Regions from separate parts of the Homo sapiens genome. Here region 1 is linked to region 2. The links are chromatin loops, found by intact Hi-C in ENCODE. Cell type or tissue: sigmoid colon. All regions are shown on one strand. Each heading gives the region's core, and the rest is flanking DNA. Links, peaks and the distances in the headings are about the cores only.

Region 1 (11,487 bases), core at 1,878-9,877, 50 kb before region 2:
GTATGTTTTAGAATAAACTTCCAAGTAATATCTTTCTTTTTCTTTACTGTGGCTTTTGTAGGCTTTTCTTTTTTAATTAGACAATTTGTTCCTCACAGATAGGGTTGATGAAGAACGCTTGGTAGGTAAGCACCTGTGTGTGAGCCGAGTCATTCATAAAGAACTGTTCACAGATAGGTTGATGAAGAATGCTTGGTAGGTAAGCGCCTGTGTGTGAGCCGAGTCATTCATAAAGAGCTGTTCACAGATAGGGTTGATGAAGAATGCTTGGTAGGTAAGCACCTGTGTGTGAGCCGAGTCATTCATAAAGAGCTGTTCACAGATAGGGTTGATGAAGAATGCTTGGTAGGTAAGCGCCTGTATGTGAGCCAAGTCATTCATAAAGAGCTGTTCACAGATAGGGATGATGAAGAATGCTTGGTAGGTAAGCGCCTGTGTGTGAGCCGAGTCATTCATAAAGAGCTGTCCTTGTGTTGGTCTCATGGGCATCGTGTTTCCTCCGCAGAGCCAGCCCCAGTGCCTGCTGAGCCGTTTGACAACACTACCTACAAGAACCTGCAGCATCATGACTACAGCACGTACACCTTCTTAGACCTCAACCTCGAACTCTCAAAATTCAGGATGCCTCAGCCCTCCTCAGGCCGGGAGTCACCTCGACACTGAGGGCCCTCGGTGTGAAGATGAACCTTCCACCGTCTTCACTGCATCCTGGAGTGCAAAAATAAAATCCACTCAAGAGTCACAAGGCCCGCTGTGCATAATCGGTTTCACTTTTACCTTTTTTTTTTTTTTTTTTTTTTTGAGACAGGGTCTCACTCTGTCACCCAGGCTGGAGTGCAGTGGCACATTCTCGGCTCACTGCAACTTCCGCCTCCTGGGTTCAAGTGATTCTCCCACCTCAGCCTCCCAAGTAGGTGGGATTACAGGTACTCACCACCAGGTCCAGCTAACTTTTGTATTTTTAGTAGAGACAGGGTTTCACCATGTTGGCCAGGCTGGTCTCGAACTCCTGACCTCAGATGGTCTGCCCACCTCCGCCTCCCAAAGTGCTGGGATTACAGGCGTGAGCCACTGCGCCCGGCCACTTTCACACTTTTTACAGTGAGTGGTGAATTAGCAACAGTAACACTGATTATCCAACATATATTTTGGAATATCTACTATGTGCAAGGAATTTTTCTTAAACTCTAAGGTTATGAATCACTGGGCAAATCCATATAATTAGAGAATTTTAAGTGCTTTAGAGCGGTGTGATTCTACTGTGCTCAGCCTAGTCAATTTCGCATTAAACTGATTATCAGCTGAGTATCAATAATGTAATAGTGACTTCTTTTATTTTTTTTGAGATGGAGTCTCTGTTTCCCAGGCTGGAGTCCAGCGGCACAATCTAAACTCACTGCAACCTCCGCCTCCTGGGTTCAAGTGATTCTCCTGCCTTACTTAGCCTCTTGAGTAGCTGGTACTACAGGCTCACGCCACCATGCCTGGCTAATTTTTTTTGTATTTTTAGTAGAGATGGGGTTTCACCATCTTGGCCAGGCTGGTCTTAAACTCCTGACCTCATGATCTACCTGCCTCAGCCTCCCAAAATGCTGGCATTATAGGCGTGAGCCACTGCACCCAGCCAGTAATAGTGACTTCTAATCCTACAGCCCTGGTTTTTGATCATTAGAAACAGGAGTTTTGGCCAGGTGCAGTGGATAATTCCTGTAATCCCAGCGCTTTGGGAGGGCGAGGCGGGTGGAGCACCTGAGGTCAGGAGTTGAGACCGGCCTGGCCAACATAGTGAAACCCCATCTCTACTAAAAATACAAAAATCAGCCAGGCATGCTAGTGGGTACCTGTAATCCCAGCTACTCAGGAAGCTGAGGCAGGAGAATCATTTGAACCTGGGAGGCGGAGGTTGCAGTGAGCAAGATCGTGCCATTGTACTCCAGCCTGGGCAACAGGAGTGAAACTCAATCAAAAAAAAGGAACAGGAATGTTACTAATTTTAACTACTGCATTGCAAACAAATTGTATTGCAGTATTTTACCATCAGAAAAGGAAGGGAATTGTTTTGTTTGCCTCTGTTAGATATTTTATATAAACTTGAGGACATTTTCATTGGTGAGATTCGGAAGAGGTGAAGTTTCTTGCAGTACAGGGACGAAGTAGGAAGAGGTGAAGTTTCGTGCAGTACAGGGACGGAGTAGGAAGAGGTGAAGTTTCGTGCAGTACAGGGACGGAGTAGGAAGAGGTGAAGTTTCGTGCGGTGCAGGGACGGAGTAGGAAGAGGTGAAGTTTCGTGCGGTGCAGGGACGGAGTAGGAAGAGGTGAAGTTTCGTGCGGTGCAGGGACGGAGTAGGAAGAGGTGAAGTTTTGTGCGGTGCAGGGACGAAGTTGCTCCCCGCTGGCCACAGGCACTCAATGAGCTATTTTACCTATTTAGGGTTTCTGGGTTGGCCAAGTAACCTCCCATCCCTTGTGATAGATAACTTTAAGTCACACCTTTGGGGGCAATGTGGGGGGCTCCTGTGCATCACATGGAGCACGCTCCCCCAGCACTCTGCAGAGACAGACCCCCAGTCTGACTTAGAGAAAGTAACCAATGTAGGTGAGGGCCAGGGCACGGTGGCTTACGCCTGTAATCCCAGCACTTTGGGAAGCCAAGGCGGATGGATCACTTGAGGTCAGGAGTTTGAGACCAGCCTGGCCAACATGGTGAAACCCTGTGTCTACTAAAAATACAAAAATTAGCCAACTGTGGTGGTGCGTGCCTGTAATCCCAGCTATTCAAGAGGCTGAGGCAGGAGAATCGCTTGAACCCGGGAGGCGGGGTTTGCAGTAAGCCGAGATCATGCCATTGCATTCAGTCTGGGTGACAGCGTGAGACTGCATCTCAAAAAAAAATTTTTTTTTTTAAATATCAAAATTGAAAACTAGTATTGTGGTCATCTGCCTCAAATTGTGTTACCACACGGGAGACTTAGCAACTCAGCCAGATTCTTCTAAACACATTTTTTATAATAAAAGTGGTAAAACTACATTACCAAAAAGAAAATAGTAAACTTACCTAAAATCCACTATGCTAACCCACCCTTTTTTTTTTTTTTTTTTTTTTTTTTTTTTTGAGACAGCCTCACTCTTGCCCGGAGGAGTGGTGCGATCTCAGCTCACTGCAGCCTCGTCCTCCCAGGCCCAAGCAATCCTCCCATCTCAGCCCACTTTGTAGCTGGGACTGTAGGCACTGGCCACCATGTCCGCCTAATTTTTCTATTTTTTGTAGAGACAGGGTTCAAGAGATCTGCCTGCCTCGGCCCCAGAAAGTTCTGGGATTGCAGGCGTGAGCCCCCATTCCCAGCCATTAACATCTTACAGGATTCCCCAGTGGTGGTGGTAGGTGTAACCATTTTAATGTACCTACAACTTTTCTATCCTGCTATTTGCATTTTTTGGTTTTTCATTTAATAGTTCTCAAGCTGGGATCCGTGGAACTACTGTGATGGGCGGTGATGCTTTGGAAATGGAAATTCCCTTAATATTAAAATGAACATGAATATATTTTGATTTGCATATATTTTTAAGATAAAGCATGAGACTTGTATAAAGTTCTTTCCTGGCTGGGCGCGGTGGCTCATGCCTGTAATCCCTGCACTTTGGAAGGCTGAGGCAGATGGATCACCTGAGGTTGGGAGTTTGAGACCAGCCTGACTAACATGGTGAAACCCCCTCTCTACTAAAATTACAAAATTAGCCGGGCGTGTTGGTGCATGCCTGTAATCCCAGCTACTCAAGAGGCTGAGGCAGGAAAATCACTTGAACCCAGGAGGCAGAGGCTGCAGTGAGTGGAGATTGCAGCATCGCACTACAGCCTGGGCAACAACAGCAAAACTCCGTCTCAAAAAAATAAAGTTCTTCCCTTAGAACTAGTCCTGTTGGGCTAGTCTTTCTGGGATTTTGGTTTACTCTCCTCCACCCATTGGAAGGGCTTAAAACCGAATAGCCAGCACCAAGCACAGCTCTGCATTTTGTAGCTATCACTGCAGATGATTTCTTGATAGTCCATCTGGTGGCAATACAGTGGTCACCCAAGGGGCCATTGTTTGGGTCTATGTGATTTCCCACGTTCTGTTGGAGGCCGGGCGCAGTGCCTCACGCCTGTAATCCCAGCACTTTGGGAGGCTGAGGTGGGCAGATCACGAGGTCAGGAGATCGAGACCGTCCTGGCTAACACGGTGAAACCCTGTCTCTACTAAAAATACAAAAAATTGGCCAGGTGCGGTGGCTCACGCCTGTAATCCCAGCACTTTGGGAGGCTGAGGTGGGCAGATCTCGAGGTCAGGAGATCGAGACCATCCTGGATAACACGGTGAAACCCCGTCTCTATTAAAAATACAAAAAATTAGCCGGGCATGGTAGCGGGCGCCTGTAGTCCCAGCTACTTGGGAGGCTGAGGCAGGAGAATGGCGTGAACCCAGGAGGCGGAGCTTGCAGTGAACCGAGATAGCCTCACTGCACTCCAGCCTGGGCGAAAGAGCAAGACTCCGTCTCAAAAAAAAAAAACAAAAAAAAAATTAGCCGGGCGTGGTGGTGGGCGCCTGTAGTCCCAGCTACTCGGGAGGCTGAGACAGGAGAATGATGTGAACCCGGGAGGCAGAGCTTGCAGTGAGCCGAGATTGTGCCACTGCACTCCAGCCTGGGCGACAGAGCAAGACTCCGTCTCAAAAAATAAATTAATTAATTAAATTAAATAAGTGGGTGTTTTAAGTGCTCAGCTTCCTTGGTTCTACCACCTTCTCTCCCTGACCCTCCTTCCCTTTCCCCCTGACCTTGGCCTTTATTCTAGAACGGATCTGAAGCAATAGGATATAAAAAATTCACAACTGCTAAAACAGTGTTCCTTCTAGTGTAATTTTCACCCTTAGAGACCTGTCTGTAATAAACATTATTTGAAATGCCTACTATATGCTAGGCACTATGCCTCGGCCACGGGTTCAGACGTGATCGAGACAGCCTGCCTTCTCTGAGTGTATGGCCTGGGAAAGGGGGCAGCTGAGAGACAGATGCATGGCGATGTGCCGGATAACAGACGTAGAAGGCAGAGGCAGGGGAGCTGTCTGGGGAGAGGCAAAGATGGGGATTCATCAGAGAAGGCTTTGAAGGACATGATGCCTAACCTGGATGTCGAAAGGGATTTTGCCAGGAGCACAGGGCACTGGTGGAGGGAGCCCTGCGGGGCAGTCCTCAAGGCCTCCGGATGGGTGTGAGAGGCACCGGGGCTGAAGCAGCATCTGGGTTTGAGGAAGCCACAGCCCCTTGGCTCTCCACTGCAGTCTCAGAGCAGCCTCAGGCTGAGTAAGTGGCTGAGGCCAATCCTTTAGGAAACGGCACCACGCCTGGCTAATTTTTGTGTTTATACTAGAGTCAGGATTTCACCATTTTGGTCAGGCTGGTCTCAAATTCCTGGCTTCAAGCTATCTCTCCCCCTCAGCCTCCCAAAGTGCAGGGATTACAGCAGGAGCCACCGTGCTGGCCCATATATGCCATCTTTCAACTGCCTGTATTCAGAGACTCTCACCTCCTCAAGCCCTTCGTGGGAGGAAAACTAGACAGTGAAATCCAGCCAAACAAGAGATGAACTAACATTAAAAATTCAAAAATTGGGCCAGGCACGGTGGCTCATGTTTGTAATCCCAGCACTTTGGGAAGCCGAGACAGGTGGATCACCTGAGGTCAGGAGTTTCAGACCAGCCTGGCCAACATGGCGAAACCTCGTCTCTACTAAAAATACAAAAATTAGCTGGGCATGATGGCGGGCGCCTGTAATCCCAGCTACTTGGGAGGCTATGGCAGTAAAATCGCTTGAACCTGGGAGGCAGAAGTTGCAGTGAGCCAAGACCACGCCCTTGCACTCCAGCCTGGGCAACAAGAGCGAAAGTCATCTCAAAAAAAAAAAAAAGAAAAAAATCAAGAATTGAAGGCCACAGTAGTACTGGGGGAGACCTTAGAACCTATTTGCCTGTGAATTAAGGCTAAACAACTATGGAGATTACAAGACAGAATGAGAGTGTTATAAACCCTAACAAGTAAACAGAAGATAAACCAAGAACCTGGAGGACACAAATAGGAACTTGGGAGGTAGCCCAGGAGAACTCCTCAGCTCATCCTTCAGAGCAAATGAGTCAGTACTGTGCGGAATAGACACTTGGCAGGATGGAGATGAGAAATGTAAAATAGAAACTTGGAGGCCGGACGTGGTGGCTTACACCAGTAATCCCAGCACTGTGGGAGGCCGAAGTGGGCAGATCACCTGCGGTTAGAAGTTCGAGACCAGCCTGGCCAACATGGTGAAACCCCATCTCTACTAAAAACCCAAAAATTAGCCAGGCATCATAGCGCTGGCCTATAATCTCAGTTACCTGGGAGACTGCGGCAGGAGAATTGCTTGAACCTGGGAGGCGGAGGTTGCGGTGAGCCAAGATCATGCCACTGTACTCCAGCCTGGGCAACAGAGTAAGACTCCATCTCTAAATAAATAAATAAAATAAAATAAAAAGCAACTCTTGGCCAGGCACATTGGCTCATGCCTGGAATCGCAGCACTTTGGGAGGCTGACATGGGAGGGTCACGAGCTCAGATGTTCGAGACCCGCCTGGGCAACATAGTGAGACCCTGTCTCAAAATAAATAAATAAATAAAAATAAAGAAGCAACTCTTTTAGCATTATAAGATAGGGCAGAGGAAAAAAAGAAAAAAGAAACAACTCTTCTTACCAAAAAAGGTTGAAAATATCCCTTCTGTTGTCCCCGCCCACAATGTCTTAAACCTAGCAGGTGCTGACCTAAAGGAAGAAGCAGGGGTGGCCAGGCGCGGGGGCTCACGCCTGTCATTCCAGCACTTTAGGAGGCCGGGCGCAGTGGCTCACGCCTGGAATCCCAGCACTTCGGTAGGCCGAGGCGGGCAGATCACAAGGTCAGGAGATCGAGGCCATCCTGGCTAACACGGTGAAACCCTGTCTCTACTAAAAATAGAAAACATTAGCTGGGCATGGTGGCAGATACCTGTAGTCCCGGCTACTCAGGAGGCTGAGGCAGGAGAATGGCATGAACCTGGGAGGTGGAGCTTGCAGTGAGCCGAGATCACATCACTGCATTCCAGCCTGGGCAACAGAGCGAGACTCTGTCTCAAAAACAGAAAACAGAAGCAGGAGCAAAACTCGTGCAAGTGGAGATTCTCTGGGCCAAGTTTATGGACTGCAAGCCAGGAGCACTGACTCAAATGGCCCCGAATATCCATGCTGTGATTAGCTGCAGTTACAAGTGGCATTTTGTTGTTTTGTTTTTGTTTTTTTGAGAAGGGGTCTCACTCTGTCCCGGCTGGAGCTCAGTGATATTTTGTTGTTTTTCTTTTTTTGAGAAGGGGTCTCAGTCTGTCACCCAGGATGGAGTGCAGTGGCTCGATCTCGTCTCATTGCAAGCTCCGCCTCCTGGGTTCAGGCGATTCTCCCACCTCAGCCTCCAGAGTAGCTAGGACTTCAGGCGTGCACCACTATGCCCAGCTTTTTAAAAAATTTTTTGTAGAGATGGGGTTTCACCATGTTACCCAGGCTGCTCTCGAACTCCTGGACTCAAGCAATCTGCCTGCCTCAGACTCCCAAAGTGCTGGGATTACAAGCGTGATCCACTACTCCAGGCCTAAAAGTGGGTTTGGTTTAGTTTGTTTGTTTTTTTTGAGACAGAGTCTCGCTCTGTGGCACAGGTTGGAGCGCAGTGGCTCGATCTCGGCTCACTGCAACCTCCGCCTCCCTGGGTGTTTTGTATTCTTAGTAGAGACAGGGTTTCACTATGTTGGTCAGGCTGGTCTCAAACTCCTGACCTTGTGATCCATCTGCCTCAGCCTCCCAAAGTACTGGGATTACAGGCATGAGCCACCGTGCCCAGCCTAGTTTTGTTTTCTTGAGACAGCGTCTCAGTGGTGTGACCTCTGCTCACTGCAGCCTCTGGCTCCTGAGCTTAAGTGATCCTCCCATGTTGCCCATGTGAAAGAAAAATATTTTGGGCCCCAAAATCACTAAGGAAAAGTCAAGCTGGACACTGCTTAAGGGAAACCTGCCTCCCATTCTATTCAAAGTCACTCCTCTGCTCACTGAGATAGATGCATATCTCATTGCCTCCTTTGGAAAGGCTGATCAGAAACTCAAAAGAATGCAGCCTCCAGTGTCTCACCTTTCTGTGCCCAGCAAGCTCCCTCCCCGCTTGGAGTGTTCCTGCCTTTGCTTCAAGTTGTCCCACCTTTCCAGAAGAACCAAGGTGCTTCTTACATATATTGATTGGTGTCTCATATCTCCCTAAAATGTATAAAACCAAGCTGTGGCCCAACCACCCTGGGGACATGTCATCAGTGCAAGGCTCTTGCATTGGTTGGAACCCCGAGAGCGCGCCAACAGACAACATGAGGCGGTGTGGAGCAACATGCTGTTTTAATGAGCGCCTGCATGCAGACAGGCTGAGGCCTAAAATGGCATCAGCCCCAAGTGAGGATGGGGCAGGGGTTTTATAGTCCTCTGTAAACAGGAATTGTCCCAGCCTAACGTGACTGCTATGTAGTACCAGGGCGACCTCCCTCTTGATCTTCAGGGGGTACGTGTCTTCCAGCCAGCTCTCTTCCTGCCTCTGCTATCTTGCTGCTGGTGCAAGTTTGTACCTTGGGACTGGGCCTGAGGAGGAGGAGTTATTCATCCCGCAAGCTTTCAGGCCCCGAGGAGAATCTTCCATTCCTGTCTATTTGGTTATAGAAAAGGGGAAAGGGACGACTTTCTCAATAACTACTTCAGGCGTGACATAGGGGTGGCGTGGGCACCTTGGAAAAAGAAAAACTTAATTTTTGGGGTATTCTTGAGAGACGGGTTGGTATCCATCGTGCCGCTGTAGCAGGAGCATCATCTGGATTGTCAGGAGGTTAACTGTAGTTTCAACAAGAGTTTTAATGGGATACCACAGGGGAGAAACAGGAGGACCCCAGTGATGAAAATGACTGTCCCCACCAGCATTTTAAATCCTCCTAAATTAGAGAACCACCCTCCTAGAAGGTTTGCTGGGTCCCATCCCTCCCAGGTTTGGACTGGTACACGGGCTACTTTTCTGATGTTTGAAGCGATTTCCAGAACCTCTTCTCCATTATTGCCTATGTTAAGACAGCAATTGGAGATGTTAAACTTACCACAGCCCGCACCCTCTTCTGCTAATAAGTAGTCTAGGGCCAGCCTGTTTTGATAAATTGCCGCGCGCATTTGGTTTTGTTGTTGCGCGAGCATTTCTAGGGCTGAGGCAGTTTGGTTAGTGATTATCTCTAGAACAGCTTGTAGTCTAATCGCTCTATTTGGCATATATATGGGAGTGCGATAACCCCATGAACCATCCTCTGCCCAAGTGGCAGGACCATAGTATTCAATGATCCGTTGCAGAGGCCACTCGTCCTCTCACAATCTTTGGCTCCCTCCTACCTCCAAGGATCATTTTTCTCTGGTTATCATACACAGGGACTCTGAGGGTGTTGCCCGCCTGCTTCGGAAGTAAAAAGAATCCAGGTTGAATTGTGCCTAGGAAGCAAGTACCTTGCCAGTGATAAGGTAGCTGTGAGTAAGCCTGGGTTCCCCATATCCACAGGAATCCGTCAGTGGCAGTCCATTGTCAGCTGGTGTTCCTAGGATTGTCGCATAGTACACTTAGGCGGAGGTATGCGGCATAAGGGTTAGTGGTGTTCGTACAGTACCAGGCCTTTTTTGACAAGACACAATTGAGGTAGCTTAAGTTAGAAGGAGACCAGGCTCCAGGGGGTAACCTTGGCCACCACTCAGCTATGGAGGCATTGACTGTTAGGGTTTGGTGACGGGTTTTCACCTACGGCGCGATGGGTTTTATCAGTCCACTTGCGGGATATGCACACCGTCCCTCATACTGGGTTGGTAAGTGTCCAGGACTGCGGGCATTCCTGAGGAGTGAAAGTGAGTCTGGGGTTTTGGGATGCCTGTAAGTAAGGGGGAATGTCTATCCCGTCCCACAGCCACTGTTCACTCATAAAGCTCCCCCGCATACCCAACAATTGGACACATTCATGGTAAGCACAATGGTTCTCCTAGATCTACAAACAGATTTTTTCCTGGCTTAGGAAGGGATGCATCTGCTTATAGTTTTTGTATAAAGGAATGGAAATGCCGCGGGCGATTTTCAGGGGGAGTTGTTGGTTTTGAGGCTTTGGCTTTGGCTATAATCTGTTCTCTCTTTATGTCCTCAAGCACCTGAGTGTTTACTCCCCATTGTCCAATTTTGGTGAAGCAAAGCCACTGCTTCCCTCTGGGGCAAATAGCCCCATTACGACTGCCACATACTCCTAGATTCTTTACTTTATAATAACTCTTTCCTGATTCAACACATTCCTCGATTAAGTTTCCATAACAGGATCTTTCTATATGAGTATGGTAAGTAAAGTATTGTTGCATCTCCCCTCTGTAGTGCAAAGACTGATAACACTCACGGCAGCTCGGAGGGGCTGCTGTGGACAGCAGGACAGCTACTGACAGTATTAGGATCGTGGTGAGGGATATTCCCATATTAAGACTTTTGGTTGGAAGAGAGGTATAGAAAGTGGTTGGGTAGATACAGGCCATTCCTGGAAGCACGTGGTTAGTCTTCCTTGTGTTTTGGTTTTAAGAAAAAAATGTTGGTTAATTTAAACTTGGTAGGAGAAATTGGCCCAGACAAACACTTAGCTGTTAATGTTTTGGAGGAAGAAGCTGCCTTGGGGGTGAGCTTGACCCTGGTGCGATGGATCCAGTTGGGGAGTCCTCGGACTCTCACTGCAGTTGGTGTGCTGAGTATCACAGTGTAGGGGCCTGTCCACTTCGGTGGTAGCTTTTTGTGAGGGTCAGTTTGGCCGATAAACACGTCTGTGCCTGCAAGACAGTTATGATGTTGAGAGGATAAGGAGGTGTCGGCAGGGAGAGGCATGGCCTCACTCACTGCTTCACGAGTGAAAGACCGTGTCTGGATTAAGGAGGGGAGGTAATTCCTGAGTGGCTCAGAGTCTGTTAAGGGTGGAGGCTCTAAGACAAAAGTTCGGCCATACATGATCTCAAAGGGACTATAAAAAAAGGCTGCCTTTGGTGTTGCCAGAGTCTCATGAGGGCGAAAGGGAGACTTCTCGTACACGACTGGCAGATTTCTAGAGTGAGCTTGGTGAGTTGGGCTTTAAGGACAGAGTTGACCTTTTCAACTTAGCCTGAAGATTGAGGCCGGTAGGGTGTGTGGAGAACCCATTTTATTCCCAAGGATGTAGAGGCGCCTTGGGTGATTTGGCTGATAAAGGCAGGCCCGTTATCGGACCGGATGGATGTTGGGAGTCTGAAACAGGGAATTATATGCATGTTGAGAGTTTGTGTGATGATATTTGCACCTTCTGAAGTTGTTGGGAATGCTTCTACCCACCTGGAGAAAGTACAGACAAAGA
Region 2 (11,487 bases), core at 2,045-10,044:
GCAAAACTCTGTCTCAAAAAAAAAGGGGGGGGTGGGGGGCTGGGCGCGGTGGCTCACGCCTGTAATCCCAGCACTTTGGGAGGCCAAGGTGGGCGGGTCACGAGCTCAGGAGATCGAGACCATCCTGGCTAACACGGTGAAACCCCGTCTCTACTAAAATACAAAAAGCCAGGCGTGGTGGCGGGCACCTGTAGTCCCAGCTACTCGGGAGGCTGAGGCAGGAGAATGGCATGAACCCAGGAGGCGGAGCTTGCAATGAGCCACTGCACTCCAGCCTGGGGGACAGAGCAAGATTCCGTCTCAAAAAAAAAAAAAAGAATTGCTTAAGATGTTTTCCAGATTCTGAATTCCAGCAGAATGGCTGACACTAGACAGTTTAAAGCCCCTTCGCAGAGTAACCAAGTCAACATGAGAATCCAGGTGTCTGTCTCCAACCTGTGCTTTTCGACCAATCAGTGATGCCCACACCTTGGTCCACTTCAAACCTCTTAAGATCCCCAGCCCCAGACTCCTGAGGGAAGCTGCTTTGAGGTGTCCTCTCCTCTAGGCATTCCGCAGCATTAGGACGACACCTCTCTCTCTCTGCTGGAACCCTCCATCGGTGTTTGGACTTGTGCATCAGGCAACCGACCTGTTAAGGTCACAGCAGCAAAAGCTGAGCTAATGGTGTTATTTCCATCAAGCTGTTAAGCCTGTAAAGATCTTTATCAGGCGAGACTTTGTGGTCCTGTCATACCGAAAGTAGTGCAAGGGTACACCCCTCTGTAGCCGACCAGAATATGCCACTCCAAATGTGCCTCTTGGCATAGAATTATTATTATTATTATTATTATTCTTATTTTTTATGAGATGGAGTCTTGCTCTGTATGCCCAGGCTAGAGTGCAATGGCGTGATCTTGGCTCACCGCAATCTCCGCCTCCTGGGTCCAAGCGATTCTCCTGTCTCAGCCTCCCAAGTAGCTGGGATTACAGGCACGCACCACCACGCCCGGCTATTTTGTATTTTTAGTAGAGACAGGGTCTCTCCATGTTGATCAGGCTGGTCTCGAACTCCTGATCTCAGGTGATCCACCTGCCTCGGCCTCCCAAAGTGCTGGGATTACAGGCGTGAGCCATCACGCCTGGCCCGGCATAGAATTATTTTGAGCTGATTATTTTGACAGCCAGCAGACACAGGAGTCCTGGATACAGTGTATAAATTACCCTTTTGTAAGGGAAATCTACATTTATAAAGGAATCTCCATTGGTCCCGGCATCTTCCTCTTCATATCAGGAGGAGGAGGATTCTAAATCACAAGAGACATCATCCGCATAACAAACCCTGCCCTTGTTGACTCCACTCCTCTCCTGAGGGTCACTTTCCCGTACCCTGCCTCCTCATCTTCTTCTTTTGTTTTAGCAGAAGATGGTATTTAAGCCCAAATTCTTTTTTTTTTTTTTCCTTTTGAGACATTGTCTTGTCTCTGTTACCAGGCTGGAGTGCAGTGGTGTGATCTTGGCTCATCACAACCACCACCTCCCAGGTTCAAGCAATTCTCCCGCCTCAGCCTCTCGAGAAGCTGGGATTACAGGCATGTGCCACCACGCCTGGTTAATTTTTGTATTTTTAGTAGAGACGGGGTTTCACCATGTTGGCCAGGCTGGTCTCGAACTCCTGACCTCAGGTGATCCACCCACCTCGGCCTCCTGAAGTACTGGGATTATAGGCATGAGCCACCACGACCAGCCTCAAAATTCTTTTTTTAAGACAGGGTCTCACTTTGTCGCCCAGGTTGGAGTGCAGTGACGCGAACACAGCTCACTGCGGCCTCCCAGGCTCAAGCAATCCTCCTACCTCAGCCTCCCTAGTAGCTCAGACTACAGGTGTGCACCACCACGCCCCACTAACTTTCTTTTTGTATGTTTTATAGAGATGGAGTTTTGCCATGTTGCCCAGGCTGGTCTGGAACTCCTCAGCTCAAGCGATCCACTTGCCTCAGCCTCCCAAAATATAACCACCCAACGAGTTCACCTTGCCTGCTGTCTAGACAGCTGATTTATCAACACAGGGGAACTGAAATAGAGAAAGAGCAATTTACCAGGGCCAGCTATGTGGGAGACCAGAGTTTTATTATTACTCGGATTACTCAAAATTACCCAAGAATTTCGGGATCAGAGGTGTTTTTTGTTTGTTTGTTTGTTTGTTTGGGACAGAGTTTCACTCTGTCACCCAGGCTGGAGTGCAATGGTTCGATCTCGGCAACCTCTGCCTCCTGGGTTCAAGCAATTCTCCCGCCTCAGCCTCCTAAGTAGCTGGGATACAGGCACACCATCACCATGCCTGGCTAATTTTTGTATTTTTGTAGAGACGGGGTTTCGCCATGTTGGCCAGGCTGGTCTTGAGTTCCTGACTTCAGGTGATCCACCCACCTCGGCCTCCCAAAGTGCTGGGATTACAGGCATGAGCCACTGCGCCTGGCCTTTTTTTTTTTTTTTTGAGATGGAGTGTTGCTCTGTCCCCCAGGCTGTAGTGCAATGGCGTGATCTCGGCTCACTGCAACCTCCACCTCCCAGCTTCAAGTGATCCTCCTGCCTCAGCCTCCCGAGTAGTTGGGATTACAGGCACCAACCACCATGCCCAGCTAATTTTTTTATTTTAGTAGAGACGAGGTTTCGCCATATTGGGCAGGCTGATAATTTTTGTATTTTTAGTTGAGACGGGGTTTCACCATGTTGGCCAGGCTAGTCTTGAACTCCTGACCTCAAGTGATCTACATGCCTCAGCCTCCCAAAGTGTTGGGATTACAGGCATGAGCCACCGTGCCCGACTGGGGATCAGAGTTTTTGTTTTGTTTTTTCTTTTTTTGAGATGGAGTCTTGCTTTGTCACCCAGGCTGGAGTGCAGTGGCATGATCTTGGCTCACTGCAAACTCCGCCTCCTGGGTTCACACCATTCTCCTGCCTCAGCCTCCAAAGTGGCTGGGACTACAGACGCCCACCACTATGCCCGGCTCATTTTTTGTATTTTTAGTAGAGACGGGGTTTCACCGTGTTAGCCAGAACGGTCTCCATCTCCTGACCTCGTGATCTGCCCGCCTCGGCCTCCCAAAGTGCTGGGATTACAGGCGTGAGCCACTGTGCCTGGCCCAGAGTTTTTAAGGATAATTTGGTGGGTAGGGAGCCGTTGGGTCAGGAGTGCTGATTTGTCAGGTCGGAGATGAAATTACAGGAAGTTGAGGCTGTCCTCTTGGGCTGACTTGGTTCCTGGGAGGGGGTCAGAAGACCCCATGAGCCAGTTTATCGGTAGGAGTGGTGTCAGCTGATCCATCGAGTGCAGGGTCTGCAAAATATCTCAAGCGCTGATCTGAGGTTTGACAGTAGTGATGTGATCCCTAGGAGCAATTTTGCAGCCTCCAGCTGCAAGACTCCTAAACAATAATTTCTAATTTTGTGGCTAATTTGTTAGTCCTGCAAAGGCAATCTAGTCCCCAGGTAGGAAGGGGATGTGTTTAGGGAAAGGGCTCTATCGTCTTTGTTTCAAAGCTAAACCATAAACTAAGTTCCTCCCAGAGTTAGTTCGGCCTCCACCCAGGAACAAACAAGGACAGCTTGGAGGTTAGAAGCAAGATGGACTTAGTTAGGCCAGATGTCTTTCACTGTAATGATTGCCTCACTTATAATTTTTGCAAAGGTGGTTTCAAAAGGGCTGGGATAGAAGCCCAAATTCTATGTCACCTCTTTAAATTTACTCATCCCTGAGTTTCTCCATTATCCCTGAGAGATACATGCTAATAAACATCCATCTTTCCCCTGTTAATTTGTCTTTTGTAGCAGGGTCCCCAGTGAGAACCTGGAAGGGTAGAATAAAATGAGCAATTTTCCTTCCCCTACACAGTTAAAAGAGAAGAGCTCTGGCGGGATGAAGACCTGGGCCTGGAGCCTGTCTTGAACACGCCCAGTGGTTTTCTCCCATGTAAAAGGAGCTGGAGAGATTTCTCCCATCTCTAGAATTCCATGAATGCATTCTGTTCCTTAATCTTTCCACTGATCCTGACTGATAATTGCACATACACAAAAGTGCACTTACTTGTAGATGCTAGGATATGTGGAGGTAGGGACAGTATTCCTAGTATATGTAAGAAGGGTATATGTATCCAGTATCCTAGTATATGTATCCAGTCACACATGCAGGAAGCAAGAGAGGCAGCTGACACGGCCACCAAGGGAGGCACCCTGTCCAGACCAAGCCCACAAGCTTCTCTTTCTTTTTTCTTTTCTTTTCTTTTCTCCCTTCCCTTCCCTTCCCCTCCCCTCCCCTCCCCTCCCCTCCCCTCCCCTCCCCTCCCCTCCCCTCCCCTCCCCTCCCCTCCCCTCCCTTCCCTTCCCTTCCCTTCTCTTCGACGGAATCTTGCTCTGTCGCCCAGGCTGGAGTGCAGTGGTGTGATCTTGGCTCACTGCAAAATCCGCCTCCCAGTTTCAAGCAATTCTCTGCCTCAGCCTCCAGAGTAGCTGGTGCCCATCGCCATGCCCAGCTAATTTTTGTGTAAAAATTGGCCCCGCAAGCTTCTTTCTATCCTCAATGAAAATACGTTGTGGCCGGGCGTGGTGGCTCACGCCTGTAATCCCAGCACTTTGGGAGGCCACAGTGGGTGGATCACCTGAGGTCAGGAGTTCAAGACCATCCTGGCCAACATGGTGAAACCCCATCTCTACTAAAAATACAAAAATTAGCTGGCTGTGATGGTGCATGCCTGTAATCCTAGCTCTTCAGGATGCTAAGGCAGGAGAATAGCTGGAACCTGGGAGATGGAGGTTGCAGTGAGCAGAGATCAGGACATTGCACTCCACCCTGGGTGACAAGATCAAAACTCCATCTTAAAAAAAAAAAAAAGAAAGACAGAAAAGAAAATATGTAGTAGAAACAGCAACTGTGTTGGCTGGACACAGTGGCACATACCTGTAATCCGAGCACTCTGGGAGGCTGAGGCAGGCAGATTGCCTGAGCTCAGGAGTTGGAGACCAGCCTGGGCAACATGGCAAAACCCATCTCTTTTAAAAATAGAAAGGAAAGGGCCAGGCGTGGTGGATCACTCGTGTAGTCCCAGCACTTTGGTAGGCCAAGGCTGGTGGATCACCTGAGGTCAGGAGTTTGAGACCAGCCTAAGCAACATGGTGAAACCCTATCTCTACTAAAAATACCAAAATTATCTGGGTGTGGTGGCATGTGCCTGTAATCCCAGCTACTTAGGAGGCTGAGACAGGAGAATCGCTTGAACCTGGGAGGCGGAGGTTGCAGTGAGCTGAGATCATGCCCCTGCACTCCAACCTGGGTGACAGAGGGAGACTCCGTCTCAAAAAAAAAAAAAAAAAAAAAAAAGAAAAGAAAGAAAGAAAAAAAAAAGGAACAGTAACTGTGTTCTCAAATATCTCACGAGATGGTAAACGTTCATTTCAGCACAATTAGGAAAACAGCCAAGAATGAGGGGCAAGAAGAGAAAGGCGTTTTTTCAGCTTGATGCTCCTTTTCGTGCTAACTGTGCACTGCCTGGGCACAGAAGGCAGCGTGCCAGCTCGCCTCCCTTGCCTCTGGGCATTCCTCTGTAGCCTGGAGAGGGGCCCACCATCCCTCCCGTCCCTCCCTCTTCTCTCCCCTACCCCACTCCTCATCCAAGCTGAGAGGGGGCACATTCCCTCCAGTGAGGGTCCAGGCCCGGGGGGCCTGTGCAGGCAGGAAAGCAACCTGTCCACATAGCACTGCTGTGGGCAGGTAGGAAGCAGGACTGCGGGGACTAGGAGGCCCCTTCTCTGTGCCTGATTTTAGCTGCACAGTCCCGCCAGGAAGGGCCAATGGTGAGCGGTCACTGGGACCATGGGCCTTCCAGGATTGTCCTACTGCGGCCTTGGTGTCCACAGTGGGAAAGCAGGCAACGGTGCCATGTGTGGGTAAATGTCACTAAAGCATATGCCATTGTGAGGGTCCAGAGACAGGAATGCATCCTGCATTAGTCAGGGTTCTCCAGAGAAACAGAACCGATAGGATGGAGATAGATGTACATAGACGGATAGTGAGAGAGGGAGAGATTTATTTTAAGAATCGAGACTGGCAAGTCTGAAATTTGCAGGGCAGTCTGGAAATTCTAGCAAGAGATGCTGCTGGCGGTGCGGCGTGAGTCCCAATTCAAAGGCAGTGTGGAGGCAGAATTCCTTCCTTCTTAGGGAACCTCAGTCTTTTCTCTGAAGGCCTTAAATGGATGCATGAGGCCCACGCACATTATGGAGGGTAACGTGCTTCACTGAAATCTACTTAGGAAAATGTTAATCCCATCTAAAAACATCTTCACAGACACATCCAGGGTGCTCTGTGACCACTGAGCCAGGCACCATAGCCTAGCCACATTGACACATAAAATTAACCAGCCCAGGTCCCAAAGCTCAGGAAGTATCATCTTGTCCCAGGGCAGGTAACCCCATATCCAGTGCCACCCGTACACCCCACCGTATTGGAGTTCCTGCTCATCGAGCTTCCTCACCTGTCTGAGCACACCTGGCTCAGGTGCAGCCGTTGTCCATCAGGGACCCGGAGCCTTCTCTTGCTGTCTCCATCCAGGCTCCCCAAGGCTTTGGTCTCTTCCATTGCTGACTTGCCCTGTTGAGCTGGGGCTCATCATATTTCTCTATTGTTGCTGTAGTTTTTGTGTGTGGAATTTTTTTATTTTTGTAGAGACGGGTCTTACTATGTTGTCCAGGCTGGTCCCAAACTCCTGGCCTCAAGCAGTCCTCCTGCCTTGGCCTCCCGAAGTGCTAGGACTACAAGTGTGAGCCATGGAGCCCAACCAGTTAATCATGTTTCAACTGTTCATTGACCTCATTGAGAAATTACATATTTGGGCTGGGCGCAGTGGCTCATGCCTGTAATCCCTACATTTTGGGAGGCCAAGGTAGGAGGATCCCCTGAACCCAGGAGTTCAAGACCAACCTGGGCAACATGATGAAATCGTGTCTCTACAAAAAAATACAAAAATTAGCTGGGCATGGTGGCACACATCTGCAGTCCCAGCTACTCTTGAGGCTAAGGTGGGAGGGTCACCTGAATGCAGGGAGGATGAGGCTGCAGTGAGCAGAGATCCTGCCACTGCACTGCAGTCTGGGCAACAAAGTGAGACCCTGTCTCAAAAAAGAAAAAAAAATCTAATTTCAATTAAAATAAAATTAAAAAGAAGGCCAGTTTCGATGGCTCATGCCTGTAATCCCAGCAGTTTGGGAAGCTGAGGCAGGTGGATTATTTGAGGTCAGGAGTTCAAGACCAGCCTGGTCAACATGGTGAAACCCCATCTCTACAAAAAATGCAAAAATTAGCCCATTGGTAGTGGCATATGCCTGTAATCCCAGGTACTCGGGAGGCTGAGGCAGGAGAATCATTTGAGCTTGGGAGGCAGAGGTTGCAGTGAGCTGAGATCATGCCACTGCACTCCATTCTGGGTGACAGAGTGAGACCCTGTTTCAAAAAAAAAAAGAAAATTATAGCTTTGAAGAATTGGCTTTTCTTCCCCCCGAGACGGAGTCTTGCTTTGTCGCCCAGGCTGGAGTGCAGTGGCGCGATCTCGGCTCACTGCAAGCTCTGCCTCCCAGGTTCACGCCATTCTCCTGTCTCAGCCTCCCGAGTAGCTGGGACTACAGGCGCCCGCCACCACGCCCAGCTAATTTTTTCTCTTTTTTTTGTATTTTTAGTAGAGACGGGGTTTCACCGTGTTAGCCAGGATGGTTTCGATCTCCTGACCTTGTGATCTGCCTGTCTCGGCCTCCCAAAGTGCTGGGATTACAGGTGTGAGCCACTGCGCCCCGCTGGGCTTTTTTTTTTTTTTTGAGACAGGGTCTCAGCTTTTTAGTCTGTCACCTAACCAGGAGTGCAATGGTGTGATCTGCGCTCACTACAACCTGTGCCCCCCGGGGCTCAAGCAATCCTCCCATCTCAGCCTCCCAAGTAGCTGGGACCACAGGTATGCACCACCACACCCAGCTATTTTTTAAATTTTGTTTTGTTTTGTTTTGTTTTGAGATAGAGTGTCTCTCTGTCACCCAGGCTGGAGTGCAATGGTGAGATCTCGGCTCACTGCAACCTCCGCCTCCCAGGTTCAAGTAATTTTCCTGCCTTGGCCTCCCCAGTAGCTGGGAATGCAGGCACGTGCTACCATACCTGGCTAATTTTTTTTTTTTTTTTTTGAGATGGAGTCTTGCTTTGTTGTCCAGGCTGGAGTGCAATGGCATGATCTCAGCTCACTGCAACCTCCACCTCCCAGGTTCAAGTGATTCTCCTGCCTCAGCCTCCCGAGTAGCTGGGACTACAGGTGTGTGCCAACACGTCTGGCTAATTTTTTTGTTTTTGTTTTTCTTGAGACAGAGTCTCACTCTGTTGTCCAGGCTAGAGTGCAGTGGCGTGATCTCGGCTTACTGCAACCTCCGTCTCCCGGGTTCAAATGATTCTCCTGCCTCAGCCTCCTGAGCAGCTGGGATTACAGGCATGTGCCACCACGCCCAGCTAATTTTTGTATTTTTACAAACATGGGGTTTCACTCCTGACCTCATGATCTGTCTGCCTCAGCCTCCCAAAGTGTTGGAATTACAGGCATGAGCCACCGCACCCGGCCAATTTTTGTATTTTTAGTAGAGATGGGGTTTCACCATGTTGGCCAGGCTGGTCTTGAACTTCTGACCTCAGGTGATCCACCCACCTCAGCCTCCCAAAGTGCTGGGATTACAGGAGTGAGCCACTGTGCCCAGCCCTAGAATTGGCTTTTATCAGTTAATAAACTTGAGTGATTTGGAGACTAATTAGAGTGCACACTAATACAATATTTGAATAGTTCCAGCTGGGCGCAGTGGCTTATGCCTATAATCCCAGCACTTTGGGAGGCCGAGGTGGGTGGATCACCTGAGGTCAGGAGTTCGAGACCAGCCTGACCAACGTGGAGAAATCCCATCTCAACTAAAAATACAAAATTACCCGAGTGTGGTGGCACATGCTTGTATTCCCAGCTACTCGGGAGGCTGAGGCAGGAGAATCGCTTGAACCCAGGAAGCGGAGGTTGTGGTGAGCTAAGATCGCGCCATTGCACTCCAGCCTGGACAGCAAGAGGGAAACTCTGTTTCAAAAAAGAAAAAAATATTGAACAGTTCCTGGCATGAGATGTATGAGACATTGGAGCAGTGTGTGAGAATGAACTCTATGCAAAATCAAAAGCAGATGAGGGCCAGGCGTGGTGGCTCAGGCCTGTAATCCCCGCACTTTGGGAGGCCGAGGCGAGTGGATCACCTGAGGTCAGTCAGGAGTTCAAGACCAGCCTGGCTAACATGGCAAAACCCTGTCTCTACTAAAAATGCAAAAATTAGCTAGGCGTGGTGGTGGGCACCTGTAATCCCAGCTACTCAGGAGGCTGAGTCAGGAGAATTGCTTGAACCCAGGAAGCGGAGGCTACAGCGAGCCGAAATCAGCGCCCTAGTTTTCAGTGGCTTCTCGTTCATTTTTCTCAGTGAAGCCTCTCAGATCCTAATCATCCTTTAAGAACAACTCAAGTTCCTCCAGTGTCATTTTCAAATACTCCCCCATGTACCGTAGCTCTGGTGTGTGCTGTGCCCCATCTGGGTTACTGCTACCTTTATTCCCTGTGCCTCACAAGTGAGTGCTGGGATTACAGGCGTGTGCCACCACGCCCGGCTAATTTTTTGTATTTTTAGTAGAGACGGAGTTTCACCATCTTGGCCAGGCTGGTCTTGAACTCCTGACCTCATGATCCACCCTCCTCGGCCTCCCAAAGTGCTGGGATTACAGGCGTGAGCCATCGTGCCCGGCCTACTGCAACCTGTTTTATTAGCAAGGTCTTTATGACTTGTATTGTATCTTGTCCTGACCTCTTATACCATCCTGTGACTTTGAATGCCTTAACTGTCTGGGAATGCAGCCCAGTAGGTTTCAGCCTCATTTCACCCAGCTCCTATTCAAGATGGAGTTGGTCTTCTTCATACGCCTCACGTATTTCTCCTTTTTTTTTTTTTTTTTTTTTTTTTGCGACAGGGTCTTACTCTGTTGCCCAGGCTTCAGTGCAGTGGCATGCTCTCAAGCCTTCCAAGTAGCTGGGACTACTGGTGTGCACCATGACACCTGCTAGTTACAAATTTTTTTTTGCGGCTGGGTGCAGTGGCTCACGCCTGTAATCCCAGCACTTTGGGAGGCCGAGATGGGCGGATCACGAGGTCAGGAGATCGAGACCATCCTGGCTAACACGGTGAAACCCCGTCTCTACTAAACAAAATACAAAAAACTAGCCGGGCGCGGTGGCGGGCGCCTGTAGTCCCAGCTACTCGGGAGGCTGAGGCAGGAGAATGGTGTGAACCCAGGATGCGGAGCTTGCAGTGAGCCGAGATGGCGCCACTGCACTCCAGCCTGGGCGACAGAGCAAGACTCGGTCACAAAAAAAAAAATTTTTTTCTTCTTTTGTAGAGACCAGGATGGGTGTGTGCAGGGGGCAGTGGGGGGGTCTCACCATATTGCCCACACTAGTCTCAAACTCCTGGCCTCACGCCTCCTGAAGTGCTGGGATTGCAGGAATGAGCCACTGCACCCAGTCTAGTCATGTCTTTCTTTTTCTTTTTTTGAGACAGAGTCTCGCTCTATACCCCAGGCTGGAGTGCAGTGGCATGATCTCGGCTGACTGCAATCTCTGTCTCCTGGATTCAAGCAATTCTCATGCCTCTGTGATACCCTACCTTGTTTTAACCTGAGTGACCCTCTCCTAGGAGAGAGAGAGCCAGACAGACTCCATTTTAGTTTCTTCATTGGCAGCCCCCTTTCACCTCCCTCCCTTAAGGCGTAGCTAGTGTAAACTGACTCTAAGCACGTCCAGGAATGCACCTACTGATAAGATAGTGAGGCAAGCCGCACTAGCAGCTCCTGGGGATGAGCACGGTGGATGGCACCCAAAACCCCTGCATTTATCTCTTTGTGATAGTTTAAGCCCCTGCACCTGGAACTGTTTATTTTTTTAACTGCATTTGTAACCAATTAATTTTTTAATTTTTTGCCAGTTCTGCTTCTGTAAAAATTGTTTCAGCTAAAATCCCCCTCCCCTATTTAGACCATGGTATAAAAACAAAACTAGCCCCTTCCTCGGGGCCGAGAGAATTTTGAGCGTTAGCTGCCTCTTGGTTGCCGGCTAATAAAGGACTCTTTAATTTGTCTCAAAGTGTGGCGTTTCTCTATAACTCGCTTGGTCACAACACCTCAGCCTCCCAAGTAGCTGGGATTACAGGCGCCTGCCACCACACCCAGCTAATTTTTGTATTTTTTTTTTTTTTTTTTGAGACAGAGTTTTGCTCTTGTTGCCCAGAATAGAACGCAGTGGCGCAATCTCGGCTCACTGCAACCTCCACCTTCTGATTTCAAGTGACTCTCCTGCCTCAGCCTCCCAAGTAGCTGGGATTACAGGCGCCTGCCACCATGCCCATCTAATTTTT

The links. Hi-C counts contacts between places; a loop is a spot of excess contacts. Peaks named below come from ENCODE experiments on the same cell type or tissue, not always from the same donor. Only the 100,000 strongest peaks of a DNase experiment are listed, where the experiment ranks them.
Region 1: it touches region 2 in a loop (1.8-fold over the local background); 29 of 110 quality-filtered maps call a loop at or near these places.

What each region holds. Positions count from the first base shown.
Region 1 is chr21:42,908,359-42,919,845 of GRCh38, forward strand. It overlaps NDUFV3 (NADH:ubiquinone oxidoreductase subunit V3), which reads left to right. Exons shown (of 4, transcript NM_021075.4): 4 at 506-4,941. The coding sequence ends at 663. It overlaps ERVH48-1 (endogenous retrovirus group 48 member 1, envelope), which reads right to left. Exons shown (of 2, transcript NM_001308491.2): 2 at 8,445-10,933. The coding sequence starts at 10,648. The coding sequence ends at 10,166. Among named protein-coding and RNA genes, the nearest start is that of ERVH48-1, 12 kb to the right of the region's middle. RefSeq lists enhancers at 6,406-6,913, 6,914-7,420. In sigmoid colon, for the core only: no CTCF peak of the experiment used is centred there; no DNase peak of the experiment used is centred there.
Region 2 is chr21:42,958,594-42,970,080 of GRCh38, forward strand. LOC124905024 (a long non-coding RNA gene) reads right to left here and starts at 6,926. Exons shown (of 2, transcript XR_007067883.1): 1 at 6,510-6,926; 2 at 6,045-6,221. RefSeq lists enhancers at 972-1,821, 8,927-9,427. In sigmoid colon, for the core only: no CTCF peak of the experiment used is centred there; no DNase peak of the experiment used is centred there.